Regions from separate parts of the Homo sapiens genome. Here region 1 is linked to region 2. A link is a loop called in an ENCODE intact Hi-C map of the cell type or tissue named here. Cell type or tissue: Caco-2. All regions are shown on one strand. Each heading gives the region's core, and the rest is flanking DNA. Links, peaks and the distances in the headings are about the cores only. Region 1 overlaps CHST9 (carbohydrate sulfotransferase 9). Region 2 has its middle 52 kb from the start of AQP4-AS1.

Region 1 (16,698 bases), core at 4,063-12,062, 190 kb before region 2:
AGATAAATCTTCCTGTGGCTTCAAGTCCTCCTTATTGTTAATCTCCATGCCAGGGCTTCTCAAGCTTGGCTGCATATCAGAAATCACCAGGAGCCTTTACAATATCTGAATACCTGGCCCCACCCCAAGAGCCCTGGCCTCAGCAGACCTGTCACTCCTCAGCCACTGCCTACCAGAGGCTGGTGGTCTGCTGAGTGTATTCACCGCCCTCTCTTTCCTTTCCCCACCCATCTGCCCTTGAGACAGCTCATGGCCATAATTCCTGCAAGTGACTATAGCTTCTGCAGCTGGTGTCCTGAGCCCCTTAGAAACAGTCCCGATCAGGAAATTCCCAATCAGATATCAAGATGGGGCTTCCCATCATCCCTTGAGACATTTCTGCTGATGCCAAAATACACAGTAATGATAGGTACTAATTCTTGAGTACGATGAGAGATGGGAACTCTCTCTCGTTCAATCCTCAGATCAACTCTATATCAATGACATTATTATCTTCATGTTGTATATGAGAAACCCAAGGTTCAGAGCAGTTTCGTTCCTCATCCACAGCCCCACAGGAAGTAGAGGAGGAGTTAGGATACAAGTTCGAGGCTGTAGGGCAGCAGACCTCACACTCCTCCCATTGCACTTGCCCTGTCTCTGTCCTGGTGGAACATCAGATCACTTGAGTTGACTGTAAGACAACAACTGTCTTGATTTCACCCTGACAATTACTTCAAGTCATGTAATATTCATGTGTGGCCAATGACTTACAGTAGACAAGAACACAGGGAGAGGAGGCTGTTTTTTTCATATGTCACTAAAATTGTAATAGTCTAAAAGAAGGAAGTCGAAGTGAGAAAAAAACATAGACCATGAGAGTGACCTCCCTTAAGTCCCCAGGGCTAAAAGTTAAGAATATGAGATCTCCCTTTCAGCTGTCAAGTATCATTTTGTGATCTTAAATAAATTTACTTCATATGAAAAAAATACGTATCTTCAGACATGTTATAAAGGAGAATGATTCTGAGTATGATACAATTATATTTAAGTAAAGAACCTAGTAGAATTAGAAATATTGCAGTCTAAGACTTATAAGCCTTCACAGAAAACTGAGGTTAGAGGGTTAGATATAAGTGAAAACAATAAAACAAAAGTATTACCTTTTTACTTTTGCTGGTTTAATTTAGAAACTATGCCTTCTGGTTTTACCTCCAAGGCTCATGAAGTGTGTATTTCTGATGCAACCCCAAATAATTTACCATGGATATGATTCTACCAAAGGTAAAAGCAGAAGAAAAGAAAGTCATAAAGTGGATGAGAGGAAGGCTTCTTCACAGTTCAATAATGCCAAAGAACTCAGAAGCTTTGTTTCAGAAGATATGTTTTTTATTTAAAGTGTTTGATGGTACCCTTTTCAACAGAGCCACAGAATAATAAAAGCTTATTTAATTTAATTTTCCACTTCATTACTGCCCAAAGTACAGGACCAAGTGAAGGAATGCCCTCACAGATTGCATGCCATGTGTCAGAAATGTATTACCATACTTACTGGCATTACTTCACCCACCTATCTATAATATTTTAATTCTGAACTGAAAGAAGGGAAATTATACTAAGACCCAGATCTTAGCCTGATGATGACTTGGCAAATTCCATTAGTCCAAAGATCTGTGCTTATTTTTTTTAGTAAAGGATCATGAACAACGAATTCAAATTATCCAGCATTCATTAAGCAATAATGAGTGCAGAACACCATTCTAGAAAAATGAGCATGTAAATGCCTGGCCTCCTCCTAGGAAAGAGTTCTTTGTCATGTTCATAAAAACTCTAAGGTCATTATTTTACAGAATGGGCTCCTCAGGACACACACTTAACCATTGTAGGTTTTGTCATCCATAAAATAGAGTGTAGTCCAGGCTGGAGGGGAGATGAAACTGTCTCTACGATCCTTTTCAACATTAAAGACTTGAGATTCCATGACTGAATCCGAGTTACAGATTGTTACAAATTGCAACAAAATATTTAAGCAGAATCAACAGGACCCCCTTTCCTCTTTAAGTCCTTGATATACAGTGCAAAAACCCTACCTGAACTATAGAGGTATATTTCTATATGTGTGAGAGAGAAGAGCACAGGACGAGAGTGAGAGCACTCGCAAGTGATTCCTTTGGTTTTCAATTCTGAGTTTCAGTATTTTTGACAAAGGAAAGGAAAAAAAAAAAACAGAACAGAACAGAACCAAAAAAACAAGAACCTGCTGCAATCCTGTCTCAAGATTGAAGGGCCACTGAAGATTCAACTCTCCTGATGATGGCAGAAGAATGGAATGCCAGTATTCCAGAATACTTCTTGTGAGCCCAGCACTGTGGCAGGTGCTAAAGGAATAAGAAAGCAACCGAGATAGGTAGGGAAAAGAGATAGATACAAGAGGACAGGGGGAGCAGTTGAATGAACGACTGCCTCCTAGCCTCGCAAGGAACTCATTTAACACTTTATGCAATTTATTTTTCCTTTTTCCAATTAAGGATTGTCAACTTAAAGAAACATCTGCTCAATACACACTGTTTCAAAGCCAAAAGATATATTAAGTGGTGGAGAACTACAAACTAGAGAAAGAACTACATTTAAATTGATTGGTTTTAATATAGCATGCTTAGGAGGGACCAAGTATAAGAGGGGAGATAATGCTTTTCAGATTTATATGTGATATGCTATCATTTCTAACTACTTGATTGTTGTTATTAATACAAATGCTTAAAAGTACTGCTTGACCATGCTGAAATTACTTCTTTAGTTAGGTCAGTTCTCTGAAGTAACCATTCCATATCTCCCCTAGTTTGAAATTTAATCTCCCAACCCCATCTTCTTCTCCTCTTCAGTGGATGACTTTCATGTTCCAGAGAAGTTAATAGAAGGCACCTGCTGAGATCTATCTCTGATATCTTCACCAGATCTGTATACACCAATATGCTTTGCTCTCATTGTCTTCTCCTTCTCTCCTGTTACAAGGGAGGAGTGGACCCACCTCCTATCAGTGGTGAGTCGTCCCTCCTATGCTGTGGGTCCTGTCTCTCCGTGTCCTCCCATGAACCTCCCTGATGAGTGACTCACTTTCTCTTCTGGATCTTTAACCTCTTCTCTACTGGATGCTTTCTGTCAGCATTTGCAATGCTCTGTATTCTCCCCCACCAAAAAATAAATCAGTCAGTAAATGATCTTCCTGAATCCTGTATCCTTTTCCAGATACAGCTCTTTTCCTTAGCCATGCATTTCAGAAGAGTTATCTATACCCTTTCCTGTCCCCCCAGACCCTATTTTCTCCATGTTCACCCCAGTCTGGCTCTGTCCCAGCCACTCCACTGATTTGCACTTGCGAATGGTTGATCTCCATGCTGTTAAATTCAGAGGACACTTTATTGTCCATCTGACATGACCTGTCCTAATCTTATTATCCTCTCCTTCTAGAAAAATAGGATTCCCCCTTCCCTTTCTGACTGTTCCTTTTCCATCCCTTTGAGTTTTGTTCTTCTATTGGAATTTTACTCACTGGATTATTCTTGGCTTGGCCTTTTGCTTTTTAATCTATCCTCTTTCCCTCCTACAGTGATTATATCTGCTCTTGTAAGCCAATGTCTCTTCTTCACTTGCTTATCTTCAGAACATGAGAGCCACGTAACCACCTGCCTATTGATATGCCATTAGTGCTACCTGCCTCACCCCTGGCCCTCTTCCAAAATCTCTCAGTTCAGTAAGTGTCACCTCCTTGCTACTGCTGGAAACTTAGGACTGGACACTTTCCCTCTTCTTTAGTCTGCATTTTCAATTAAGGGCTATCTATCAATTTTACCTCCAAAACATATATTGTGCTGTCTGTGTCTTTCTCTCTCAGCCACCATCTCTCACTGACTATGGAAACAGGAGACAGCCATTTTATTAAATAGTTGTAATTGAAAGGGATACTTAAGCAGAAAATGTCATAAAGAGGTAGCATTGTCAACTATTCATATTTTAGTGAATCCACACTTCAGTGGGTTTCTCCACCATGGAGACTTTGATACCAGAGTGGGGATTGCGCCTGTTGAATGTGGAATTTTAGGAGCTTGAAGTAAGCTCCACGGAATGCCCACACACGCATATACACGCACACACACATGCACGTACACATGCTCACATACACACAAGGGGGACTGGAATACGGAAAGCATAATATGTGCTCTCTCCTGCTTTCATGCTGTGTTTGATATTGCCATGACAGGATCACCATCTCTGCCCATTCACCAGTGTCTAGTTTACCTGCACCAAGGCTGTTCAAATGACCCGGCTTTGCTGGCTTTGACTCAATCTATCTCAGGGAGATTGGACTTTTCTCTGCAGTTTTTATGTGACAGGTTGAACCGAAATAACATCTAAAAATTGCAGCAATCCCAGAAAGACTGAGAAGCAATCACATAAATCATTTGAATCTGGAATGGTGGAGGAGGCAAGCAAATGTAGTACAAAAAGAGCTGCAACTGCAGACGGGAAATGGGCTTTAGAAACAAACGATTGTTCCAGCTATCTAGGACACTATGAGGATAAACAACTAATGATCTCTGACATCTCAACCACACTTGAAATCAAGTGAATGGAAATTAAATAATTAAACAGGCCAAACAGCATTATAATAAAAATTTATATGGCAGGGAAAACTATTATAGATTCAGTTCATGACCCACACATTGCTGGAGGTTTTCAGAACAATCAAAGTACTTATTTGTATCAAGTTCATTGGAATTGGTGGACTTCTTTCTATGAATATAGCATACCCTCTCCACACCCAGTGTATAAATTTTAGAGAGCTCTGAAAATAGATTCATCATTGGGCACTTGATGCTGACCAAATAAATAAATAAATAAAATTAATAAAGCCTAGAGCAGTGGACCTCCTCTCTTAGGGCACAGACTGAGATCTATTTTTCTGATTACATCAGAGAGAAAATTCCAGTGGCATACCGATCGTTTTAACTTCATGCTAATCAGTTTTCCTTTTAACTAGCTCTGTAAAAAGGTGATGGAAGTAAGACTATGGTGGTACAGGGAGTGCAAGTGAGAAAAAACACAAATATTTGAAGCTAAAAATTCTGAATAAAGAATTAGAAGTGAGTCTCCTTATGCAGCTATGGGAATATAAATATAATAGACCTAGATTCTCATTCAAAATCAGTTACTAGCCCAGTAGTACCTAACTTTGTTTCCATCCCAGAAGTGGCTAAGAAATTCAACATGCTTACATCAATATTAGTGGCTCAGGGACTGCAAGGGCAGAACTGTTCAAATCTTAAGCTTCTCCTGCCCCTAGTGGAAGAAGAAGGTTCGTAGCTAGGAAGAGCTTCCCCCTCACCTCCAGCAGATGTTGATGCCTCCCCTGGAGACTTGCCCCTTCCCCCATGGAAACCAATTGATATAACCCCTCTGTGCCTCAGTTTCCTCATCAATAAAATGAGGAAAATATATTCCAGGATCTTTTAATGTGTAAAACAATATACAAAGAGAAGTTATAATATCTCCTATTTGCATGTTTAAATTCATAGACAATTTGCTAAATATGGTACACCAGAACTGGATTTGTTGAATGTTCTAGTTAAGCTCTTGAGTACTCAGGATCTAAAGAGAATCTAAAAATAGCATCGATTTGAAGTAAATATCATCCCCACTCTATTTAAAGGTCATTGTGACTCTGCTTCAAAGTATTAAGATCGGTTCCACCAAATTTTAAAGAGAGAAGAAAAGACCCAAGGTTGGCCTCTATAAATTATTGGGCTGAGCATTTTAATAACTATCATTTATTAAGTCCTAAATATATGCAGAGATGCTGCTAAAAGCTTGACATGTAATATCTCATTTAATCCCTACAATAATCTTTTTATTATTAGTAGTAGTATTCCCATTTTACAGACATAAAACTGAGGCTCAAAGAAATTACATAATATGCCCATATCACACGAGTCGCTAAATCAGTATTTAAGCCTTAACATTTATTCTTGCAGTGTCTATGTTTCATGCTAGAATTATAGGAATATCAGAAGTGATCAGGAGAAATCATAACTGGAAAAGTATAGCCTGTCATTCTTCATGTCTGTGCTGCTATTTTGTTGTTTCACAAACTGAATTAAAAGAAACGATGTCAGGAATCTGAGTCTTCATATAACTTAACAGAGGAGAAGGGAATGTGACTACTCACAGTCCAAATAGTTTATTTTGTTAATAGTGTAATTTGGAGAGGCCTGATTTTATTCTAAGGGACTGTGAATTTTTCCAATTATAAATTAATTCATAAAGAAAAACAGTAATTTATTATGGTGTCCTAGACCTGCTCAAGAAACCCTCCTTTCTGCCTAATTAAAATAAATTGATCGAAAGTTGGATTGTTTGTCCCTACGACAGCCACATTTGTACTACGAAAAGGGAAACCGTTAGAACAAAATTACTGTGAAAGAGATTTTGAAATTGGACCTTGTCACTAGGGGGCACTTAGGGATATAAAATCAGCATTGCCAAAAGTACTTTCTGAAATAAAACAATTAGTAGCATATGTCTTTCCAAGAGAGGGAAAAAATACATTTATCGACATAAGGATTCAGCACCTCTCTTGATGGATTATTGTTAGGTGCCAAATGGGTTAGAGAAAAAGGACCATTAAAAGTGGGCACAATTTTGAAGTGAGAAATCTTATCTTTTCTCTGCCTCTGCCTTTTACCACTGGAAGCACAAATGTGTTGTTAAGGAAAGAAATATAATAATAAAAAAAAAAAAGACAGAAAAGAAAAGCCTAGCAAAACGCCCCCGCCCTGCTTGATTCTTTTCATTGCTTTCTTGTGGCCTCTTTCTCTCTGGCCTTTTCCCTCCTTAATCCTCGCCTGAGGAAATTCTCCTTCCCTCTGTTGCTCGCAGTAATTTGCTCTTCCTTTTTACAAGCCTATCTTTCATTCTGTTCTTCCTCCCATTATGCCTGGTTGTGTTCTTCCACTTTACTGTTCTTCTCTGCTTTCATTAGGTGTGAGACTGAGTTCTGGTTTTGGTTTTTATCTCTGTTTTGTGAGTACTTTTTTTTTTTCCAGACACTCATATTCCTATTTCCATAAGAAATCAATAAAATGTGTTTCCAGGCTCTGTTTTACCTAAACGTGATGGTAATAGATAACATGTTATCTGAGGCTAGAGGAGAATAGTTTCTCACACTGATCAAGTAAATGGGGAGAAAAATTGGAGCAAATAACACATTCTTACATTACAGTCTTTTATAGGAAACAATCAAGCAGAAAAACATATTTCATGGTGTATATACAAGACTAAGCCCGTAGATTGAAAAGTGAAAAGTATAGCAAAAAAACTCCCAAAAGCTTGTTTTTGTCCATGTGATACCCAAAAACCAATTTAATTCATTTTCTTTTCCAAATCCACCATTTCTTTTGGCTGTCATGTGCAGGTGTTGTAAAGTACAAAAAAATCACCAAGTGCTATATGTGAGGAATATCAGATGTCTCAGCAACACCTTATAGGAGAAATGGAAGACCTTCAATTGCCCTACTCCTTAGTGTGAGGGGGAAAAAATCTTTCTATATTATACACCCTATCTGCGGAAATTACCCTGCAGTTATAATTAAGAAAATAATTGCAAGTACAATTTACCAGGTCCATGCCCATTATTTCATCCTGTAAATTGAAACAAAGAAAACTTCGCTGCACTTCACCCAGCGACCTAGTTTGTGAGCTTTGGGCTAACCTCCCATGAGTGGTAGATCTAGGTCTTCTTGAATAATGAAATGGTGGTCTGGGACTGGGAATCATGAATATGATTCCTTGTTCCCCTGACTCGCCATGTGGTCATGGGAAAGTCTACACATCATCAGTTTTTCTGGTAGGAAAATGATTAGGATAATTATTATGCAGATTACTCTAGAGCTTTGATTTCAATAAGCCACTCTTAGCACCTCACTCTGCCCTCAACCTTTAAATAAACTTTTCATTCACGCAAACAACAAATGTTATTTCCAATGCCAGTTTTCACACAATTATTATTTTAAAATTATTTTCAGGATACTGTTAACTTTTTTAAATTTATGTAGCGCTAGGTCAAATTATAAGATTTCTATCTAGTTAGCCAACCCATGTGGTTGAGTTACAATGTACAGATAAATTAATTTTAATTTCAGTTTTTTAACTTAGTAAAAGATTTTCATCTTTTCACATTTCTGCCATTAACATTTCCTCCCACTTGAAACTACTCTGCTGACCTAACTTCACAATTTATGTGTTTATTCACACAGTCATTACTTTAACATTGCATAATTTCTTAACATTTTTCCTAGGAAGATAGAATATTTGCTTTTCTGTGAACTGTAATCCACAGATGCTCCTCATCTTATTATAGGGTTACATTTCATTAAACTCATCATAAATTGAGGACATCATAAATTGAAAATGCATTTAATACACCTAACCTACCTAACATCATAGCTTAGCCTAGCCTACAAAACACTTACATTAGCCTACAGTTAGGCAAAATCATCTAACACAAAGCCTATTTCACAATTACGTGTTGAATATCTCATGTAATTTTTTGAATAATTTACTGAAGTGAAAAACAGAATGGTTACATGAGTACTCAAAAGTACAATTTCTGCTGAATGGATATAGCTTTTGCACCACTGTAAAACTGAAAAATCATAAGCTGATCCATCATAAGTCAAGGACATAGGTCTGTATTGCATTTCTATATTGCATTTACTTCCTGGTTTCTAGGAATATCAAGATGATCCATGTTGGCAAAGAGCTCAGTTTTTGTTGCAGGAGGCTACATAATGCAATAAAGGAAATAGCAAGGCTATTGTAGCCTTCCAAGTGAGCAATGAATTAAAAAAAAAAAAATTAAGGATGGTGCAGGCCTCCAGGTAGGATTCTGCAGTTTGTGCACTGCAGGGTGAATGGGGGCTGAAAGCTCACTTACATTGTTTCTCAAGCTGTGGGTCCTGGCCCAGTACTGAATTAGCCTAAAGGAAGGAGTGACTCTTTCTCATTCATCCACCCAAAGGATGTGCCTTTTTTTTTTTACTTTGTCAATCTTGAGTGGGCATTTCTTTAAAAAATTGTCTTTCTGCAGGGGCAGCATTTTGAAATTCACAAAATGTTCTGTATATGCTTGGCCCTGAGTTTAGAGGTTAGGTTGTTATCTCATAATTCCACTGTTCCCTCTGCCTTTCCCCCATCTTCCTGGTAAATGTCTTCTGTTCCGTGGGTGTTTCTGATTCTATGCCATTCCTCACCTGAGTGTGCCAATCCACAACCCATGTTTGTGTTGACATTTTACCCAGTCCAAACTTCTGTCATAAGTAGTCTTATCTGAAATGAGATCCTCAATAACTAAGTTCTGTCCTATCCCTCCTGCCCTCCCACCCTCCCACCATGCATTCTGAGGTCTCTGAGGAAGGGTGTGCCCAGCAAACAGAATCAGGAGGGCATAGTCTTTTTTTAATAATGCCTTTACTCCAAGCCCCATGAAGTCTCTGCAAGACAAAGTTAGAGGCAGGCCAACTAGCCTCCAACCTAGTTAAGCCATGAACCTTCTTTTCTCTCTTAACTAGTTCCACATCCAAATCTCAGCTTGTCTTAAGAGTCTAAAAGTAAAAGCACTTCTAGGAAAGCAGTAAAAAATTGTTTGCAAAACAAACTTCTTTATACTTTTGCTAATGCTTCACCCAAATACATTCTTGGACTAGATGCAGCATCTCAGCCCTCCTTGGGCATGGAATGTGAGCAGCCGAGGGTCATGCCTCTTTTCCAAGGGAATAGAATTATTTCTCTTCCTCCTCTTAATCTACCAAGTTTAATGTCCAGTCCTAGAGTCAGTCTGGCTTTTTATTATTCCCTTAGAGAAGATCAGTGCATAATCTACTTATATGCACACACATCATCACCTCCTACATTATGTTTTGTATCCTCCTCATTTTTCAAAGACCCTGTTTATAAATCTACTCTCCCTGTAAAGTTTTTCCAATTCCCCTAGGGAGTTAGTTGCTTCTATCTCTGTGCCTTCTGATGGTAATCTGTTCACATGCTTTATAACCTTTGGGGGCACTGATCTCCAATGTGGGTTGCTCATATCCCAAGGGGTATGCAAGATCATCTACTAGGGAGAAATGATTAGAACTTCCGTTTGTTCTAAGAGCAAAGTAGATGTGATTAGACAATTCAGAGATGGGGGGGTGAATCTTGAGAGCATGGTTAGCTATATACACAACTTTGGAAACCCACATGGGTATCTGTAATGTGATCCCTCCAGGGATGTGGTAGGAGGGAGTTGGAGATGTCATTTGTGTGTATTCTTTATCTTTTTAAATCTCTATTTTAGGGGAAAGGTAAATTTTATGAGATCAAAATATTCTACCATGGTGGTATATGATAAAGGATGGTTGGATAGATAGAATAATAGATAGATAGAGAGATAGATAGATAGATAGATAGATAGATAGATAGACAAAACAAATAAATGATGGAGAGAAAGTGCTGTACAATGAAAAAGGCTTTAAGACTGTTTCTGTAGGCTGTGGACTGCTAGGCTAGGGCTTCATCTTATGTTTCCACGTCACATATCACTTGCCCGACAAATTAATTTTGAAAGAATAGATATATTATTTTAGATTCTCTACATTTGAGTTAGCTGAAAGCAAGGCATACCTGGACTAAAATTTTGATAAGTCCCTTCGTAAGTGAACACCTTTGCCACTTAACTCATCTTGTTATTCTTGAAAGACTATTCTATGTCTATAGTTTTTTCTTGCTGAAGTTGCTAAAGCCCTCAAACGTCCAACAAATCTAGAGTTCTGTATGTGGAAACTAAGAGCAAAGCAGATGTGGTTAGACAATTCAGAGGTCTGGGGTGAATCTAGGAGCATGGTTAGCTATCTGCACAACTTTGAAAACCGGGGTGGATATCTGTAATGTGATCCTACCAGGGATGGGGTAAGAGGTAGTTGGAGATATCATTTAGAATCTGTTCCCCAAAATGAAAAAAGACAGCCTAGGTCTCTGTATTTACAAGCATGTTACTGAGTTGAATGTGCACATCATCAAGCTGCTTTTCTGTTGCATTTTTATTACGTGGTTCTCTTGTATTTAAGGGGTTTCCCCTCCTATTTTAAGAAATGTGCTTTATAACCAGCTACTAAATAGTTGGCTTTGCATCATTACACACTGTCCCACTTAACGTCTAAGTACCCAACTAAACTGATTGTATGTATTTGTTGTTTTTATTTTTATTTTATCCATAGACTTCCCTTAATATTTAGATAATAATAACTTTACTACTACCAACTCTGTTATATTTTATACATTACAATACTTAAAAATCCCTGAAAGGTAGGTAATTTGGACCTCATTTGTTAGAATTTAGAAAGTTAAAGAGAAAAATATAACTTTCTCAGGATATACAAAATTATATAATATAGTGAAATTCTTTTTCTTTCACCAATTTTTTTATATAAACTTTTAAATGTTTGTTCTATTTAAATTTAAAATTAAATATTGAGTTTCATCTTACAAAACATGTAATTACTTTTGGAAATGCATTTTATGAGACCTAGTAAAGTCAATATCAATGATATGGACTAAAAATCATTATCATGCTTGGAACACAAGTTTTTAGAGCACACTGCATCAGTGATGCTATGTACTTTGAAAAATGAATTATAGCATTATGGACTACATCCTTCCAGAATTGATTTTGAAAATCCAAAGTTGAGTATTTTAGAAGCTATAGTTTAATAGGAATTGAACAGCAAATAGTATTTTTATTTTTAAAAAGTAATAAAAATGATTTCAGAAAGTTGTCACAGTCATATTTATTACCTGCTCCATGGCTCTGAACCATAAATCGACAGCCATATCTGAAGTGTAAGCAAATACTGTTTCATATAAATGTAGTATAAGCATTTTCAAAGCTTGTTGCACAATCTCATTATTGTGATCTGTTATTGCTTTTCTTCCCAAGAGAAAGGCTGTCCATCCTAATTTAGTACTGAATAAGTGATTTTTATTATGTTCTCCCAAGTGAAAAGTAGCTCCAATTCTTTCAACTGAAATGATAACCAGAATGACTTAAAAGGAAATGGGGCTGGGGAATTGTGGAACCTCCTGCTACCCAGAGAAAAACCCATCGGTGCCATGGACAACGCACCTCACTGTCCCCTGAGGGAAAGAGCGTGGCCTCAAAGGTCCTTCCCGGATGCTGCCACATGATAGCCAGAGACTGCCAGCATTGACAGGAAATTCTTTCCCATTTGGTATGAATGAAAAAGAACAGTAAGACATAATAGTCTATCTGGATTTCTTTTTTTCTTTCTTTCTTTTTTTTTTTTTTTTGTTGTTGTTGTTTTGTTTTGTTTTGAGACAGAGTCTCACTGTGTCACCCAGGCTGGTGCAATTTCAGCTCACTGCAGCTTCCGCCTCCCAGGTTCAAGTGATTCTCCTGCCTCAGCCTCCCAAGTAGCTGGGATTACAAGCACACACCACCACACCCAGCTAATTTTTGTATCTCTAGCAGAGACAGGGTTTCGCCATGTTGGCCAGGCTGCTCTCGAACTCTTGACCTCAAGTGATCCTCCCACCTCAGCCTCCCAAAGTGCTGGGATTATAGGCATGAGCCATCGCACCCAGCCCAATCTGGATATGTTTATACTCTCATTAATACTTTTATTTCTTTATTTCATCTTTCATATTATTTATTCTCCTTGTCCATTCATTGATTATCAAAAATTTTTAAATATCTGTTTAGTGTCTATCTCAGTATCAGATCCTGGGATTGCAGAGGCATGGGATTTGTTCCCTCAAAGGGGATACAGGAGTGCAAACCAGTGAGTGAGATCCAGCGATATAGGTGCCACAATAAAATACGAGCAGGGTGCCAGGAGGGCACAACGGAGAGAGCTAAGTCAGACTGTGGGGAGTGTGGAAGAGCTCCATGCCCATCACCCTGTGCTGTGTCTCAAAAGATGAGAAGCTGTTCTTCAGCTGGGATTTGGTGTTGGGCCCTTCAGCAACAGCTGGCTAGGACTGTTGACACTGCTCCTCCTGTTGATTACAGAACAAAAAAAGATGCAAAATTACTAGCTATGCAGAATGGGAATTCAAAATAAAAATAACGCTTCTTCATAGTTCCACATCATATGCTGTGGTTTAGAACTGTGTGCTTTGTGGCAAAAATTAATGGCAGAGAGTATATGTAAATGGCCCTATGCAGGCCCTGACTAGAGGCCTGTGGCAGAAATTTATATTAGGCCCGAAAAATCATGGTTCAGCCTTATTCCCAGGCCTTGAAGACAGTGATATTACCCAAAATGTCTTGTTAGGTAGTATAGTAAAGTGGTTATGTGCTATTATAAAGGGAAAGTGATTCGCAGTTGGAGATTAATTTTGAGTGCTATTCTAGGGTGATGTCGTGGAATGGCCACCAAGCTACAAGATCACATTTATCTTAACCCTTTCCTTATCAAAAGTTTCCAACTCCATTTGCAGAACTCTTTCCCATGGCATTATTGTCTAAGATGCATGTCAAGACATACCTTTTACATGAAGCTTAGCTAGAAATCTTGCATTGTGCAGATAAATCTCATCACTACATAGTGGTTTCTCCTCTAATTCCATGCCATGAGATCCTCTTCAATGAGATTATGTAAGAAGAAGTAACCAAACCCCCACAGATGGCTTAGAAAGATGGATTACATTATACTAATTGTGTTTATAATGGATAATATAGATATTACTGGAGCATTTTATTTTATAGCTCAGGATTATACTACTAATAATAACACTTTCTCTACTTAGAATTTTGTTTGCAGTTATATGCTGGAGAATTACTTATTTTAAGAAAGTTGTTCCACCTTTCTGCATGATCACCAACATTTATTGATTAATAGCTGTGTGTGGATCCTAAGCACTCTATAGCCCTGTCAGTAACATCTGCTGTTATTCCCTTTTAAAGATGCAAAGGTGGAATTCACAGAATGAAACAACATACCTACGTAGCTAGCAAGTGGTAAAGCAAAATTGGAACTCAGGAGGTCAGAATTCCAGACCCATGCTATGACTCATTGTGCTAAGATGTTTAAAATACTAACAAAAAATACTGCATATTTTTCTGATAGTTGTGGGACATGTGTTTAAAATACAAAGGATTATTGCTGACGATAGAGGAAATATGGCCCAAATCAAATTTTCTACTGCTTTTCTCTGACAAGCAGCATAGAGTCAAATTAAGAGATTAGGCATAGTTTAGGTACCTGTATATACACATAGATATAGCATCTGATGTTAGATTACACACATACATGCACACAGCCATGCATTTCACATACATGCACACTGTGGAGGGACAAGAGAGTATTTTGGACAGTAATCCAAGGCAGTACTTTAACTAGAGTCTGTATCCTCAGGCCTGTCTGAAAATTATGAAACTGCCCATTCTCTAACATCCTTTGGGGCAGGTATCCGCCTTCCTGCCTTGCAGCCTCTCCAGCCAATGGAGTTTGGTTTTGTCCTATATAGAAGCACTGCTACCCTAACTGTTAACCAATGATTATAAAAGCACGGAAGAAGAGGCCTTTCCTCTCCCTCATATCCTGCATGTACCACACACTTTTAAACAACCAGATCTCTGAAGAACTCACTCACTATCATGAGGACAGCACCGAGCCATTCATGAGGGATCCGCTCCCATGACCCAAACACCTCCTACCAGGCCCCACCTCCAACGTTGAGGGTTACCTTTCAACGTGGGATTTGGAGGGGACAAAACATCCAAACTATATCAGTGTGTCTAAAGCCTTCCAATTAAAAAAAATGTTGCTGACTTAGAATCATGTTTACAGGGTATAAGTTGTAAGAGCAGAAGTACAAAGAATGAGAGTGTAAGAATGGTGCATGACGGACTACCCTGGGTATCACCCAGGCCTGCCCACATCATCTTGGATGGACAGGGCAGGTGCCTGAGCACCATGAGAAACAAATCATGATGGACTCAGATATTGGACCAGACCCATTCCTGGCTTATAAGACATGTAAGCAACGAGTAAAGAATCTGGCTCTATCATCCAGACGGGCATTTCATATTAACTATATAATTTCTTATTGCTGACACTATTAATTTTGTAATTCTTGAACTTTTAGCTCTCTCTTAAGAGGGAAACTAAAATTGCAGCTGATTTATTTTCAAAATTCAGCCTAAACTAAATTATTATAGAACGAAAATGTAAATCAATTACATTAAGATACACAATAAGCAATTTTGCTTTAATAATAGACAAAGCAAAGCAGTCTTTCTTTTCAGGTTTGTTATTGTGTTGAAAACTTTCATCCTAGGTTTTTCATCTCAATTTATAAGTGTTAATGAAAGTTTTCTGAAACTGATTTTTGAAAACACTTGCTTATTTTTCATGTATCCCAAGCTACAGCTTGAAAAGGAAAATTTGGACTGACATTTGCAGGCTAAGCTTGTATTAGTTATCAACTGCTGCATAACAAATTATGTCAACATTTAGCAGCTGAAAACAGCAGCAGTCTATTATTCCACGGTTTCTGTGGGTCGGGAATCCAGCCAGCTTAGCTAGAAAGTTTTACCTTGGGGTTTTCCTCAAGGCTGCAGTAATCTTTTTTTTTTTTTTTTTTTTGAGACGGAGTCTCGCTCTGTCACCCGGGTTGCAGTGTAGTGGCGCGATCTTGGCTCACTGCAAGCTCCGCCTCCCGGGTTCATGCCATTCTCCTGCATCAGCCTCCCGAGTAACTGAGACTACAGGCGCCCACCACCACGCCCAGCTAATTTTTTGCATTTTTTTTTTTTTTTTTTTTAGTAGAGATGGGGTTTCACCGTGTTAGCCAGGATTGTCTTGATCTCCTGACCTCGTGATCCACCCACCTTGGACTCCCAAAGTGCTGGGATTACAGGCGTGAGCCACTGGGCTGCAGTCATCTTAAGGGTTGCTACTTGCAGGCTCATTCATGTGGCTGTTGGCAGGTCTCACAAGCTCTGCTTCCATCTCAGTCACATGGGACCCTCCGCAGGGTTGCCCAAGACACGTCCACCGGCTTTCCCCAGAAGTGAGCACTCAAAGAGAGAGGCACCCAAGATGGAAGCCACAGTCTTTTCACAACCTAATATTAGAGCTGATGTCCTGTCACTCTGCTATATACTACTTGTTAGGAAAGAATCAATAAATCCAGGCCAGGCACAATGGCTCACGCCTGTAATCCCAGCACTTTGGGAGGCTGAGATGGGTGAATCACTTGAAGCCAGGAGTTTGATACCAGCCTGGGCAACGTGGTGAAACCCCATCTCTACTAAAAATACAAAAATTAGCTGGGTGCGGTGATACACACCTGTAATCCCAGGTACTCAGGAGGCTGAGGCAAAGAATCACTTGAACCCAGGAGGCAGAGGTTGCAGTGAGCCAAGGTTGCACCACTGCACTTCAGCCTGAGCAATAGAGCAAAACCCTGTCCACCCCCCAGCCCCGCAAAAAAAGAATCAATAAATCCAGCCCACACTCAAGTGGATACACAAGGGCATGAAGAACAGGAGGTGCAGACCACTGAGAGCCATTTGGGAGGCTGCCTAACAAACGTGTTATCAGAAATCAAAAGAGAAAAAGTATTGAGAAAAGGTACTGAGAAAATCGCTCTTTCTGGCTC
Region 2 (16,698 bases), core at 3,311-11,310:
AGTGGTGCAATCATAGTTTACTGCAGCCTTGAACTTCTGGGCTCAAGTAATCCCCTGCCTCAGCCTCCCACAGCAGTGGGATTATAGGAATGAGTCACCATGCCCAGCCATTGTTTTTTAAATATTACTTTTAAACAAGGAAAAGAGATATGCAGCCACTAATTGAATAGCTAAAGCTTTCTTGATGTGATGACTACATAACACTCTCAGAGAAAAATTCTAAGAGGTGCGGGAGAGTGTAAAATTGTAGGGAGTTGTGAACTATTCCCTATCCACCATCACACTCTATCAACAGAGGGTTTTAAAATCTGCATTCAGTTGGAGCCTAGACTGGGGGCACCTCAAAGAGCTGGAAGCATTGGTCATCCTCTGACCCCAGCACAAAATTACGAAGGGTGATCAACAATGTAATATTGATAAAGACATAAATGTTGAGTGAGTTTAAATATTAGGTACTATGTCATACTTTTCTCCCTCATACACAGCATCTTCAATTTTAAAAGTCCATAGAATGAAAAGACAGGTGCATATGGATGTTAACTGCAGCAGCACTTAGCCAAAAAAAAGTGAATATTACAAAAATGAGCATCAATAGAAAAAAGGTGAAATAAATTGTGATACATCTGCACAATGAAATACTATATAGCTATTTCTATTTTTAAAAAAGATACTAAAGAAAATTGTTGTGTATGTGTGCTGCATATGCAAAGAAAAATAGTCAAATAGATGTATAGAACTATAGGAAATATAGCAACATAGGAAAGAGTTGGAAGGGATATATACCATACTTAACAAGGACTACTTCTGATGGAGAATGGTATCAGAAAGAACAGATGAGGAATACTTTTTATTTCTTATTTACATAATTCAAATTGTGTAGGATACTATCTTTTTTGTGATATCTTAGTATTTTTTCTCAAATTTCAAAGATATTTTATGTTACTATTCCTAGAAACATTCTGGGTATGAACCACAACTTCCACCATTCCAAGTGTTTTTAGAATGGAACTTGAAGAACCTTAGACACAGTAGGGTTCCCTTTATAGAATCAGCAAACCCCAGCAGAAGACAATACAAGAATTTGTGAATCCACCTAATCTCTCAGGGTCCCCAAAAGAAGGAGCAGCCTAAAACAATTCCTGGAGTTTGTGACCATGTCAGGCTAAAATACCTATCAGGTGCATCTCAGAGTGAGAGCTAGAATATCAAAGTTTACGTTTCCTTCCCAAGATAATATTGCATAGAGAAGTTTTTAGAAGCTAGTCACAGAATATCTTAGAAAGTTACATTGCTTATTTCAGTTAAATTTTGTGGATTTCATGGATAAATAAAAACACTTTCAGGATGGTAAAATAAACTGTTCATACTGTGTTTAGGAACTTTTTGTCTTGCCTACTCCCCAAAATCATTTGAGAGCAGTATATGTAGACGGGAAGCGAAAAGACTCAAGAAAGATGGCAAAATAGCACTTTCCAGTGCTCATTCCCCTGCAGAAACATCAATTTGAACAATTATTCAGGCACAAAAATACCTTCACAAGAGCTAAGGAAACTGAGTGAGTGATTACAGTATCTGGGTGTAGCACAGAAAAGATGTGTTGAAGAAGGTAGGCTGGGCGCGGTGGCTCACGCCTGTAATCCCAACATTTTGGGAAGTAGAGGCAGGCGGATCACCTGGGATCAGGAGTTTGAGACCAGCCTGGCCAACATGGTGAAACCCTGTCTCTACTAAAAATACACAAAAAAATTAGCCAGGCATGGTAGTGGGTGCCTGTAATCCCAGCTACTCAGGAGGCTGAGACAGGAGAATCACTTGAACCCAGGAGGCAGAGGTTGCAGTGAGCTGAGATCATGCCATTGCACTCCAGCCTGGGTGACGAGAGCAAGACTCTGTCTCAAAAATAAATAAATAAATAAATAAATAATAAAAAGAAAAGAAGGTAGGAAGGACAGTTCACATTACCCACCCATGACAACCTCCCCCAATCCCAGGCAGTACAGAATAAAGACAGATACCCTTTATGTGGGGGAAAGAGATGAAAGTGAGCACCAGACTTTGCCTCAGGCTCCAACACTGAGCCTGCCCCAGTAAAATCCAGCGCTGGGCAGCACCCTGTGGCTTCAGACTGCAGGCCAGCCTGCCAGGCTGAGCCTCCAGAATTGCCTTGGCACCAGTCCAGATCCTATAGCCCCAGATTCCAGGCCTGCCTGGGAGACTCAGTCCCCAAGTATACCCTACTGCCAGACTGACTTCAGCATCCCCAGGCTCTGGATAGGCCCCAGTACCAGGACAACTCTCCCAGACTTGGGCTCCACACTAGCCTCAAGGCCAGGTGATCCCCAGTAGCCCCAGGTTCCAGACCACACACATGTCTCTGGATGAGTTGACTGGTAAAGGGATTGCCCAGACAAAGCCAGTCTGCAAAGATTGAAATAAGTCCCTACTTCTTCAAATACACAGACACCAATGCATAACCACAAAGATAAAGAACAATCAAGGTAACATGACCTCACCAAAGAAACAAATTAAAGCTTCAGTAACAGACCCTAAAGAAATGGGGACTTACAATCTGCCCAACAAAAAATTCAAAAGAATCGTTTTAAGTAAGCTCAGCAAACTTCAAGAAGATGCAGAGAAACAATTTTACAAAATCAGAAAAATAATAAATAACCAAAATGAGAAAATTAACAGAGATTGAAATTATTTTTGAAAACCAAACAGAAATTCAAAGCTGAAAAATACAATGAATGAAATAAAAAATGCAACTGAGGGCATCAACAACAGAATCAATAAAACAGAAGAAAGAAATTGCAAATTAAAAGGCAAGTTATTTGAAAATGTACAGAGAAGACAAAAGAAAAAAATGAAAAGTAATAAAGAAAGCTTACAATATTTATGTATCAGCATCAAAAGAGCAAATATTCAAGTTATAGGAATTAAAGGAAGAGAAGAGAGATGAAGTAGAAAGTTAAAATTTTCAAATCTGGGGAAATATATAAATATCAAGGAGAAAGAAGATCAACATTCTTCAATCAGATTCAATCCAAACAAGACTACACCAAGACATATTAAAATCAAATTGTCAAAAATCAAAGACACAGAGAAAATACTGAAAGCAGCAAGAAAAACGAACCAAATAATAAAGAAAGAAGTTCCAATAAGACTAATAGTGAACTTCCCAACAGAGACCACATAGGCCAAGAGAGAATGGGATGGTATATTCAAAGTGCTGAAGGGAAAAAAAACAAAAAACAAAAAACTGCCAACCAAGAATATTTACCTGGCAAACTGTCCTTCAGAAATGAAGAGATAAAGACTTTCCCAAACAAAAGCTGAGGAGGTACATTGCCACCAGATCTGCCTTATAAGAAATGCTAAAGGGAATTCTTCAAGCTGGAAAAAAAGTAATGCTGATTAAAACACATAAAAGTATAAAATTCACTGGTAAAAGTACATGGTTGAATTCAGAATGCTCTAATACAGTAATGGTGGTATGCAGATAACATATCATGACTATGACAGTTAAAAGAAAAAAATTATTTAAAATAATAACATAACAAAAAAATAGTAACAGCTACAATTTAAGGATACACAATACAAAAATATGTAAATTATGATATCAAAAACATAAAATTGGGGGTGGGGTGGGATAAAAGTATAGAATTGTATATGCAATCAAAGTTAAGTTGTTATCAGCTTAAAACAGCCTGTTATAAAGTGTTTTACATAAGCTTCATAGACTATAGACTAGAATACAATAACCTTTAGACTAGACTAAATAGACCTAACAAATATATACAGAACATTTCACCCAGTAGCAATAGAATACACATTCTTCTCAAGAACACATGAAATGTTCTCCAGAATAGATCATATTAAACCATAAAACAAGTCTTAATGAATTGAAGAAGACTGAAATTATATCCACAATGTTATGAAACTAGAAATCAATAACAGGAAGAGCCTTGAAAAATTCACAAAAAGATGGACATCAAACAACATGCTCCTTAACAATAAATGGGCCAAGGATGAAATTTAAAAATATCTTGAGACAAATTAAAATGAACACACAACATAGAAAAACTTATGGGATGCAGCAAAAGCCATTCTAAGAGGGAAGGTTATAGCAATAAACACATACATCAAAAAGAAAAATGATCTAAAATAAATAGCCTCATGTTATGCCTCAAGGAACTAGAAAAAGAAGAACAAACTAAGCCAAAAGTTAGTAGAAGGAGGAAAATAATAAAGACCATAGCAAAAATAAATGAAAGAGAGAATACAGGCAGGCAGGTGGATCACCTAAGGTTGGGAGTTCGAGACAAGCCTGGCTGAAATGGTGAAACCTAGTCTCTACTAAAAATATAAAACTTAGCTGGGCATGGTGGCATGTGCCTATAATCCCAGCTACTCAGGAGACTGAGGCAGGAGAATCACTTGAACCTGGCAGGTGGAGGTTGCAATGAGCTGAGATTGCACTACTGCACTCCAGCCTGGCTGACAGAGTGAGATTCCATCTACTGGGAAAACTGGCTAACCATATGTAGAAAGCTGAAACTGGATCCCTTCCTTACACCTTATACAAAAATTAACTCAAGATGGGTTAAAGACTTAAATGTTAGACCTAAAACCATAAAAACCCTAGAAGAAAACCTAGGCGATACCATTCAGGACATAGGCATGGGCAAGGACTTCATGTCTAAAACACCAAAAGCAATGGCAACAAAAGCCAAAATTGACAAATGGGATCTAATTAAACTAGAGAACTTCTGCACAGCAAAAGAAACTACCATCAGAGTGAACAGGCAACCTACAGAATGGGAGAAAATTTTTGTAATCTACTCATCTGACAAAGGGCTAATATCCAGAATCTACAAAGAACTCAAACAAATTTACAAGAAAAAAACAAACAACCCCATCAAAAAGTCGGCGAAGGATATGAACAGACACTTCTCAAAAGAAGACATTTATGCAGCCAAAAGACACATGAAAAAATGCTCATCATCACTGGCCATCAGAGAAATGCAAATCAAAACCACAATGAGATAGCATCTCACACCAGTTAGAATGGCGATCATTAAAAAGTCAGGAAACAACAAGTGCTGGAGAGGATGTGGAGAAATAGGAACACTTTTACACTGTTGGTGGGACTGTAAACTAGTTCAACCATTGTGGAAGTCAGTGTGGCGATTCCTCAGGGATCTAGAACTAGAAATACCATTTGACCCAGCCATCCCATTACTGGGTATATACCCAAAGGATTATAAATCATGCTGCTATAAAGACACATGCACACATATGTTTATTGCGGCACTATTCACAATAGCAAAGACTTGGAACCAACCCAAATGTCCAACAATGATAGACTGGATTAAGAAAATGTGGCACATATACACCATGGAATACTATGTAGCCATTAAAAAGGATGAGTTCATGTCCTTTGTAGGGACATGGATGAAGCTGGAAACCATCATTCTCAGCAAACTATCACAAGGCAAAAAACCAAACACCGCATGTTCTCACTCATAGGTGGGAACTGAACAATGAGAACACATGGACACAGGAAGGGGAACATCACACCCCGGGGCCTGTTGTGGGGTTGGGGGAGGGGGGAGGGATAGCATTAGGAGGTATACCTAATGTAAATGACAAGTTAATGGGTGCAGCACACCAACATAGCGCATGTATACATATGTAACAAACTTGCACGTTGTGTACATGTACTCTAAAACTTAAAGTATAATAAAAAAAAATTATTAGGTTAAAAAAAAGAGAGAGAGAGAGAATTGAAAAAAGTAGAAAATATCAACAACCCTGAGTTGGTTTTTGAAAGGATAAACTCAGAAAACATTTAACTAGACTAAGAAAGAAAGACTTAAGTAAAATCAGAAATGAAAAAAAGACATTACAACTGATACCACTGAAATACAAAAAATTGTAAAAGACTACCATGCACAATTATATGCCAACAAATCAGATAGCCTACAAGAAATAAATAAATTCCTAGACACATAAAACCTATCAAGACTGAATCATGAAGAAGTAGAAAATCTGAACAGACCAATAAAAAGTAAGGAAACTGACTCAGTCTCCTTAATAAAACGTTTCCCAACAAAGAAAAGCCCAGGACCTGATGGCTTCAGTGTTGAACTCTACCAAACATTTAAAGAACTAATACCAATCCTTAAACTCTTTCAAAAGATTGAAGAGGACGGAGCACCTCCAAACTCATTTTATGAGACCACTATTACCCTGATACAAAAGCCAGACAAGTACACTACAAGAAAAGAAAATTACAGGCCAATATCCCTGATGAACATTGATGCAAAATCCTCAACAAAATACCAGCAAACCAAATTCAACAGCACATTAAAAGGATTATTCACAATGATCAAGTGGGACTTATCTCTGGGATGCAAGGATGATTGAACATACACAAATCAATAAATGTGACATACCTCATTAACAGAATGAAAAACCAAAAACATATAATCATCTCAATAAATGCAGAAAAAGCAGCTGACAAAGTTCAACATCCCTTCAAGATAAAAAGAAAAACTTTCAAAAAAAAGGTATAAAAATGTAGACATTTATCAAAAAAATACATACAAATGGCCAAAACTATATGAAAAAGTCTCAACATTAATTATCAGGGAAATGCAAATTAAAACCACAATGAGATACCGCCTCACACCTGTTAGAATGGCTATCACCAAAAAGATAAAGGATAACAAGTGTTGAAGAGGATGTGGAGAAAACAGAGTCCTTGTGCATTGTTGGTAGGAATGTAAATTAGTAAGCCATTATGGAAAACACTATGGAGGTTACTCAAAACATTAAAAATAGAACTACAATATGATCCAACAATCCCACTACTGGGTATATACCTAAAGGAAATGGAATCAGTATGTTGAAAAGATACTGGCACTCTGATGTTCATTGCAGCATTATTCCCAAGAACCAAGATATAGAATCAACCTAAGTGTTCATCAACAGATGAATGGATAAAGAAAATGTAGTATATACATAATAAAATACTATTCAGTCTTACAAAAGAATAAAATGCTGTCATTTGGTATAGCTTGGATGAACCTGGGCATCATGTTAAGTGCAATAAGCAAGGAACAGAAGACAAATACCATATGATCTCACTGATACGTACAATCTAAAAGAGTCAAACTAATAAAACAGAGAGTAGAATGGTGGTTACCAGGGGTTTGGGGTAGGGGTCAGGGCTGAGGACATGTTGGTCAAAGGATACAAAATTTCAGTTAGACAGGAGGAAGTAAGTTCAAGAGACCTATTGAACAACATGGTAATTATAGTTAATAACAATGTATTATACTCTTGAAAATCACTAAGAAAGTCAATTCTAAGTGTTCTTACCACAAAAAAATAACAATGTGAGGTAATGTGTATGTTAATTAGCTCAATTTAGCTACTCCACAATGTATACATATTTCAAAACTTAGGTTGTACATAATAAACATATATAATTTTTGTCAATTAAAAAACACATTTTTGAAAATAGAAAAAGAAAAGTCATATATATAGCTATGTAATGGAGAATAAATTCTTCAATGAAGACACCATTTGGAAATAAGGAGAGCCTGAGAATATGCTCTTAATAAAAATTTCTTATTGTTATTGTTTTTCAATTTTCTGCTAATAAGGTAACTTCCATAATAGCCCTGCAATAGAATAAGTATGAGTAGAGTAAGTGTTATTATGTGTCACATTTATCAATAGCCATGCATGTTGTCTCAGAAACATATACCTTTTTTCATAAACTAACTTTGATGTAATTTCTACATTATCAGAAGTCAATATAGAATTAATTTTCTCTACCTACAGTACTCCACTTATTCATTCAAAAAATGTCATGAGTGCTTACCTCCAATATTCCAGGAACTCTGACATGTGAAAATTCTTTGTAAAGTGGAAAGTGCTACTCAAATATCAATGCTTGCTTTTCAGTCTGAGCAGCCATTTTCGTGTCTGCTGCCTCCTTAGAGCAGCTATTGACTACTCTCCAGAAAAAAAGAGAATCTGATAGGTTTCACAGAGGTGATAGAGAAATTTCAGCCACTTCCACCTTTTGTAAGTGAATCACATAATATTCTCCATTGTATCCACAATAAAGGCAACAGGACTCATGTAGGTGACCTAACAGGGAAGGGAATGTTGGTTAGGCAGCACCACCTAATGGCTGCTGGACAGAACCTGTATCCTCTTCCTTGAGAACATGGGCTGCTTTATCACTTTTTTGTAGATGGGTTTTAGATACAGGCAGACTAGGCATTACACTATTAATTTTTACCAAGGTCAAAAGAGATACATGACTTTGACCACCTCCTTAAATGCTGTTAGAAATGTGACTGGACAATGTCAGGCATATCAGAATCACTGCCACTTTGCCTACTCAAAGCTAATAGATTTAGGGCACCATGACTAATAAGATGGCATCTTGCTTTCTATTAAAGACACTTCTTTTAATTTCTGCTACAGATGAAGAAAGAGGAAATAAAAGCTACTTAGAATAAACCCTGCTATAACTTAGCATATGTCTGGAAAAGAACTTCAGGGGAAATTCAACTCGAGATTCCCTTCCCAACAATTAATTTCCATGATCATAATGATTGAGATGAGGACTGACGTTATCCCCCACCCCTACTCCCCACCTCCCTCTTCTCATTGTTACACATTGATGTAGAAAAATGCTTTCTTCAGCTCTTTCTAGTCTAACTAGAAGTTATTATCACCCAGAAACAGTAACGCATACTTGTGTGCCAAAAAGGACAAAGGACTGCTTTCATTGGAATAATCCATAAATTCCAACTTCATTACTTCCACATTTCTTTTCTGAAAACAAAAAGAATGATTTAATCAGATAAACACACCTAACTTTATGCCTCTTCCATCCCTCTCACTGCTGCTGAATCTAGTCTTTGTCTTCAGGGCTTTCAATTCCTTGATCTTTACATTATCGCTGAATCCTCTACTACTTTTGTCCATTTTCTCAGTCATACTTTCAATAAGATCGTGGTTTTCCAGGACCCGTTTACCCACCTTCATACTTTCCCTTCTAATTTTTAATCTCACATTCTTCGAGTCAGCCATTTTGCTTTTGAGCCCCATTTTGAATACAGAGCATTACTGAGGGGGAAGTTCACATAACTGAGTAGATGGGATCTGCAGCATGTCCATGCCATCTAATTCCACTTGTCTCTGTCCACTGAGCCATCTCATCAATTATGTATACTGATCCCTATTGAGATTCTCTGTATAGCTCTTTGAAAACTTTTCTACCCTTTGCAAGTCCTCACCAAACTACAGCCATATTATCTGGTTCTTACTTCACTGAGACGCTAGATGACTTCAATTTGAACCCTTTAATTATTCTCTCTTAAATTTCCAATCTCCCTGCTTCTCATGGTTTTCCCCCTTTTAATCACATTCAACCAGAAGTGTCCTCTGAGACTAACCTTTTCCCTCAGGGTTTTATCTCACTCTTTCCCTCCTCGGGTACTTAATAATAATTGCCTCTCCTCACATATTCCGCCTCTCCCTGCCCCTGGGCACCTTCCTTCCTTGGTTTAAAAATACAACTCTTGGCCAGGCATGGTAGCTCACGCCTATAATCCCAGCACTTTGGGAGGCCAAGGCAGGAGGATTACGAGGTCAGGAGTTTGAGACCAGCCTGACCAACATGGTGAAACCCTGTCTCTACTGAAAAAAAAAAAAAAATTGGCTGGTGTGGTGGCGTGTGCCTGTAATCCCAGCTACTCAGGAGGCTGAGGCAGGAGAATCACTTGAACCCAGGATCTGGAGGTTGCAGTGAGCCAAGATTGCACCATTGCACTCCAGCCTGGGTGACAGAGCGAGACTCCATCTCAAAAAAATAAAATAAAATAAAATAAAATAAAAATAAATAAATTATAAAAATACAACTCTTCCCTTGAACCTTTTTTGTCATCAAGATTAAGTCCCATCCCGCTCCTCTTCTTTGTTGAGCTTCTGGAAAGGGTTGCTGTAACTCACTGTCACCACATCCTTCCATCTCTTTAGCCTTCTTATCACTGACTATTGGGTTTTTCAATGGCTTTTGGCTTCTCTAAGGCACCAGTATCCTCCTAATTACAAAATCCAAAGACCTATCCTTGGATTTTCCCTTCTGTCTCTCCTCAGTATCCAGCCCTGTTGCCATCTTCTTCATGAAACCCCTTTCTACATTGACTTTCAGGAACATATTGTCCTTTTACCACCCCAATTATTCCTCCCACTTCCTCTACTTCCTTTGCCTTGAAATTACCTCCAAGGTAACCATGTCCCCAGCACATGGGATACACAGGGATCAATGCAAATAAAACTCTGCCCCAGTTTTATCTGTAGAAGCTAACATTCTAGGGGGGATAAAAAATAACACAGTAATTAGGCAAATCATTTAGCATGTTAGAAGGTGAATCAGGTATAATTATCTCTCTTATAGATGAGAAAATGGACGCCTAAAAGAATGAATCATTTGCATGAGTACATATAATCAGGATCAGGATTACTCCAATCCAGCACCCTGACTCCCATCACCACGCTACACAACATCTCCAATGCCCGAGAAAAGACCTCTGGAAAAGAACTTCCCTCGTAGAAAAGGATTCTGTGCAGCTGAGCCTGACTTTTCCCTACACTTTCCCTAGTGCATATTCCTTCTTTAGGACCCTGACACCACAATACCTAGTCTGGGTAGTATGTTACTCTCCACATAAAATTCCAACCCAAAATAGAAACGAATCACCTAAAGATGGCTTTGTTTTCCTTCACTCGCATAAGAAAGACAGACTGAAATTTTGAAAAATGTCAACACCTAAGGAAAAATGTAACTTAAAAGTATGAAGAAAATACACAAATCATACAAAAAAAGAGGCATGAATACGGTTAATCTTATGAAGTACAGGGTTCTGATTTAGGCAGGAATACCTAAGTGACTCATGCAACCCACCCATTCCATCCTTCCCTCTGCTTTTGGAAAATGTCTATAAATAAGTTCCCCAAGACTTTTGTGTTGTCTACTTCAAAGCTGGGGCACACAGCGGAAGGCAGGCTGAACTCCCATTGTAAGCCCATGATCTGGTCCTTGCAGGTACAAGTCATTAACTCCCCCTCCTATGAAACAGTTATCATTATGCTTCCACTCCTTCACCCAGTCCCCATTAAACTAACGGTCCTACCAAATAAAGTCTACCAAGTAGAAGTTCTCAATAGAATGACAACTTAACTAGGTGAGGATCCATAAAAGTTAGTTTAGTTCAATTAAGCAAACAATTATTCAGCTCCTATTACATGCCAGGTCCTGATACAGAGTAGTCATTTAATCAATATTGGTTGAATGAATAAATGAATAAACGAATAATTAAATAAATGCCTTGTTGTGTGCTAAGGCTACAAAGGCGAATGAGACATATCCCAGCTCTCAAAGAGCAAGTTCACCTCTCAGGCTGAACATGTACACACTCAAACTTCAGCATATTCAAAAATGAGCTATTCATCTTTTTTTCTCTCTTTTGAGACAAGGTTGCACTTCGTCACCCAGGCTGCAGTAGTGTCCTGCTTCTGGTTCACTGCAGCCTCCACCTCCCTGGGCTCAGGTGATCCTCCCACCTCAGCTTCCTGAGTAGCTGGGACTAGAGGCATACACCACTAATTTTTGAATTTTCTTTCTTTTTTTTTTTTTTTTAGAGGTTTACACCATGTTGCCCAAGCTGGTCTTGAACTCCTGGGCTCAAGTCATACTCCCACCTTGGCCTCCCAAAGTGCTGGGACTAGAGGCATGAGCCACCACGCGTGGCCTTCATCTTCTTACTAAAAGTAAACTTTGTTCTCCTTTCTTACTTCCCTTATGTTCCCAATCTCATTTAACCTCAGAGTTATTCATACTTCCCTCTCCGTGGGCCCTGACATCTTCCAAGTCCATGGCCTCATTTTCCTTCCCATGATCACTTTCCTAGGTCATGATTTATGAGTTTTCATCTGAATAATTGCTGTACCTTCGTGACTGGACACTCCAGCTCGTCTGTCCTGTCCTCCACCCTCACCCATGCCACCTACTCTCCACCTTGCCCCCAGAATTGTCTTTCTAAAACGTAACAATCTCAACAACTTTCTTGTTCAAAAACAATGCTGACTTTTCATCATCCCCTACTGTGGTAGTCACGCCATCCATGATAAAACAGCAGCCTCCATCTCCAATCTTACTGAAACCATACTCCCTTTTCTTACCTGACTTCCACACACCCTTAGCCCAACCTCATTGGATTATTATCTGCCCTAGAGCAGGTTCTACTCCCTTCAGCCTCTGTGCATACATCTGGGCCATCCCTTCCCCCTGAAATGCCCTGACTATGGGCCATGGCCATTATGGTTCTATACCTCCTCCAAGGCCTGACTCTAATTCCTTCTACTCCAAGGCATCTTCCTAATTGGAGCGTCCTCTCTCTCCTTTATTTCTCTCAATGAAATCCATTCATACTTTCATTATGGCATGTTTCACAGTTTTCTCATGTTAGAATCACTAAATGCCTCTGTGAGACTTTGAGCCCCAGGAGCTCTTAGACTTTATCTAACTCATCCATATAATCCCCACAGTGCTCATTCCAGTTGTGGCTGAATTGGCTGGGTAGTAAAATATTTTGTCTATAACTGAACTGAGCATACATAGAATGATGCTAATGAGAAGTGACTGAGGTTTAAACCTGATTTTTAAATAGAATAAAATAAACAGTTTCCTTTGCATGAAGAGGAGTTAGTACCCTGGTCATGAACTCTCTCAATCTCATCAGTCTTCCAGGAAATACATAGTCTTCTGGGAAACCCCCATAATTTTCCTACAAATGCAAAGCCAGATTCACAGGGGAGACTGGTGAGAGAGTTTCACAAACTCAAGCTTAATTCTTCACTACTACATACACAACTCAAGGCACAGGCCCTGCAGACAGTAGGTCAGTAACAGCAACACTTAAAGACAACCCTAGTAAAGGACAAACTTGGTGGAAAATAATACAAAAACATACTTTTAACTTGTCCAATGCCAGTTTCTGAACAGTGCCAAAATATCACCTCTTGAAGATGAGAAGGCATTGGAAGAAGGGGTAAAAAGAAGGGAATTGAGACGTTAAGGGTATTGAGACAAAGAGGAGGACCCACTACCATCTGCCATGTTCTGCAACCTAATGTTTCCTTCCTGGACACCAATATGGCCCTTCACACCCTCTTGATTTGACCAACAATTTCTGCATCCCATCCCTGGTCACACATTAATGGTTAGCCTGCCACTTTCTTGGATAACTACATGGGGTGTGGCATCCCCTTTAGACCCCTGACTCTAGCTGTTAGTCATATCTTTGATGGGAATAGAAAGATTTATGGCCCTGATCCCATATTCCTAAATCACCTCCAGCTGATCAGTCTACTGGTGAAAGAGACTCAAAAAGATGAATCTAGAGAAAAGATTGCCATGAACAATATGTACTTGCCTGATGTGTTCCCTCTATATCAACCTCTACATTAACCCACCAATGGTGGCTTCAGCCACAGGATATAGGAAGATCTGAACATGCAGGGCCATTTCTCCACAAAAGAAACAGGACAAAAATGGAAGATAATTCCTACTTGCTGGATGCCCTGACATTGACATCCCCTCATTCCTTGAATTTACAGTCAACAGTAAACTTGCACAATCGAAGTTAATCCTAACATAACCTCCTCATTGAAACTCATAACGCTGTCAGGTTCTTTTATCCCACCCTTCGCGTAATGCACACCTCCAATCTTGCCCCACGTGAATAATTTCACTGTACCATTACTGATACCAGCATTCAAATGATTTAACAAAAAACATAGCAAATTTTTTCTTAACCCAAATCTAGCTGATCAAAATTCTGATTAAACTTTTGCACAAAAAAAAATTTGAAGAAAAATTTAAAGGACAATGAAAACTAATAGATATTCAAGTTTTTAGAAAATAAACTTCTAGAGACTGTCCCAGGATCAATCCATATTTAGCCCAATTTCCTGCAACTTCTCCATGTAAAATATCCTACAATGAGAATTTATAGTCTGACTGGCAACCCTCAGGCACTGTAAAATTCTTAATCATCAAAAATGCAATTATGCTCACTATACTGTAATTACTAAGGAAAGAGTGCACTCATACATTTTACAAAGATTTTCTAAAGAGAGGAAATGGTAGGTGGTGGGGGGAGAGTTTCTAATTAACTTTCAATTAATCAGAAATTCAAGTATAACCAGAAAACTCCACTTCTTAAACATTCCATGAGCACTTGCTATGCACCAAGCACTCAATTACAATAAATTGGTAAAGTGCAAAAAAAAAAAAGGCCATTTCCTAATTGATAGATGGAACCCCTTTCTGGAAATTCAATTTAACAGATGATTCCACTCTGGGTTTGTACATCAAGGGAGGTCATATGTAAGTACCCAAAGCTTTGAAATTTTTCAACATTTTAGACGTCTACATCCAAATGAGATAGCAAGAATAGTTTACAAGTTTTATCTTCTGAAATCATGAAGGGTTTCTGTTTGCCATAGGAATGTTTTAACTGTAATGCAGCGTTTCAGTAGGGACACACCATTTATGCTGCAAGTGACACACACACACACACTCAAAAACCCTCAACTCGGACTAAATTAATAAAGGATATTTGTTGAATCGTAGCTGAGAAGGCTGGAGGAAGATGCGGTGAGTTTGGATCCAGCAACTGGAAAGATATTGCCCAGGGCTAAGTTCCATCTCTCGCCGTTGGGCTGACTTGCTCCTAAAGCTGCCTCACTCCAGATCTCACATTCTCAGGCTTCTTCAGGCAGAGGAAGGGAGGAGTCTCTTCCTATAGCGTTTGGAAGAAGTGCTACATTTTCCTTACCCAGAAACCCCAGCAAATAGCTCCTCAAGTCTCTATGGTCCTGATTTGTTACAGATCCTTCAATGAGCCAATCACAGGGCCAGAGCAGATGGGATGGTCCTGACATTGGCCAATCAGGGGCCACTCTGGAACCAGGGTAGGTTCAATCTTACCCAATCACACAGGGCTGAGAAGGAAGGAAGGTAGTTTCCCCAAAAGAAACTTGAAGTACTTTTAAGGAGAAAGGGAGATTGATGGCTAAAATATAAATACATTAATGTCTAACTAGACTGCCAAATACAAAGCAAACTCTGAGGGCTTTACTCTTACTTGCCAGTCTTGGCATCAGATCAATCGTAATTTTCATATCAGAACTTTTTTTAAAAACATGTTTATTTCATGGAACTTTCCAGAGTGAGGGGTGAGAGGGTAGAGATAGCAACCTAAAGCTGCCCTCATTATTCTAGCATTCTGGTATACTGGGGCAAAACATCAGAGACCCTGGGCATGAAATCTCAATTACCTCTTTGGAAAAAATAGAAACTAGTGGTCAGTCCCCGGAATACATAGATCAAAATTTTTTAATAATACTAATAGCTGACATTGGTTATGTGCTTGCTATGAGCCAGGCACTATCAGCCCATTACATGCATTAACTCATCTAATCCTCACAGCAACTCTAGGAAGTTGATCCTGTGATTGCCCTTATATTACATATGAGAAAACTGAGGCAGAGAGAAGTTACCTTATCCAAGGCCACACTCCTACGAAGCGGAAAGTCCAATATCTGAACCCAAGCTGTACCGCTAGAGGAAGAATAGGTCATGATTCAAGAGTCCAGGGCTTTATTCTGGAGTATAATTTGCCTGTTGGTGGAAAGGAACATTTCTGGATTTGATCATTGGTGCTGCTACTTAAATCTTCTCCAATCCAGCTTCAGGGGAATGCATTCCAAATTCCTAGAGTCGGAGAACTATAAAATACTAAAAATCCAAGGTCAGCCTCTTGCTGGGAGCCCAGCAAGAGTACCTTTTGCCATAGGAGTGATGGGCTCAACAAAATATTAATAACAGCAGGAGAGGCAGGGCCAGCGTGGGCAGCACAGGTGTCTCTTCTTTGGGTGAGAAATCAGAGTGAATAGTGCCAGGTATAATAAAAAGAAACTGTAATGGCCTCCAAGGAGAAGAGCCTGTGCTGCCAAAAACTGTCAGGAGTAGGATGGGGAATTCAGGGACTTCGCCCTTAGATTCTGCTGGGTGGAGGATCTGAAACCAAAGACTGTTATTGCCACCCTTATGATTGTAAACTGCACTTTGCAATTTGTCCCTCTAGCCGGTGTGACCTGAGAAAGTAAAGGTTACATATTATGGGACATAATTAAAGGAAAAGTATTACATTAGCAGATGCTGAGAGTCCTAGCAATTACCATGATTTCATTTTTTAGCTATTCTTTTCTACTTTTTGCCCAAACATTAGACGACAAGGATGGAATTCTAGAATGGCATTTGTTATAAAACACACCAGCCCATTACACTAATTCTCCTGACCCACTGGAAATGGAGCGAATACAAAAGACAGAGTCTTCAGTCCAAACCCAGTGCAGATTCTGACATGCACATGTGATGAAAATCCTACAGCTGAAAGAACTAAAGCAGCAGGGGCTAGCCAGCTCAGACACCACAGGAGGGCAAAGAGAAGCTGAATGAGCAGTCCATGCAGCTGAAGACCAAATGTTGAAACAGTGTCAAAGGTGCATTAAAATGCCTGCTGCTGGTTTCCATGCACA

What was found. Peaks named below come from ENCODE experiments on the same cell type or tissue, not always from the same donor. Only the 100,000 strongest peaks of a DNase experiment are listed, where the experiment ranks them.
Region 1: it touches region 2 in a loop (7-fold over the local background); 50 of 110 quality-filtered maps call a loop at or near these places.

The regions. Positions count from the first base shown.
Region 1 is chr18:26,994,420-27,011,117 of GRCh38, reverse strand. All of the region lies in intron 4 of CHST9 (carbohydrate sulfotransferase 9), which reads left to right. LOC124904275 (a long non-coding RNA gene) reads right to left here. Exons shown (of 2, transcript XR_007066323.1): 2 at 11,760-13,086. Among named protein-coding and RNA genes, the nearest start is that of AQP4, 140 kb to the right of the region's middle. In Caco-2, for the core only: no CTCF peak of the experiment used is centred there; no DNase peak of the experiment used is centred there.
Region 2 is chr18:26,804,738-26,821,435 of GRCh38, reverse strand. No RefSeq gene overlaps it. Among named protein-coding and RNA genes, the nearest start is that of AQP4-AS1, 52 kb to the left of the region's middle. In Caco-2, for the core only: no CTCF peak of the experiment used is centred there; a DNase peak (open chromatin) is centred at 8,195.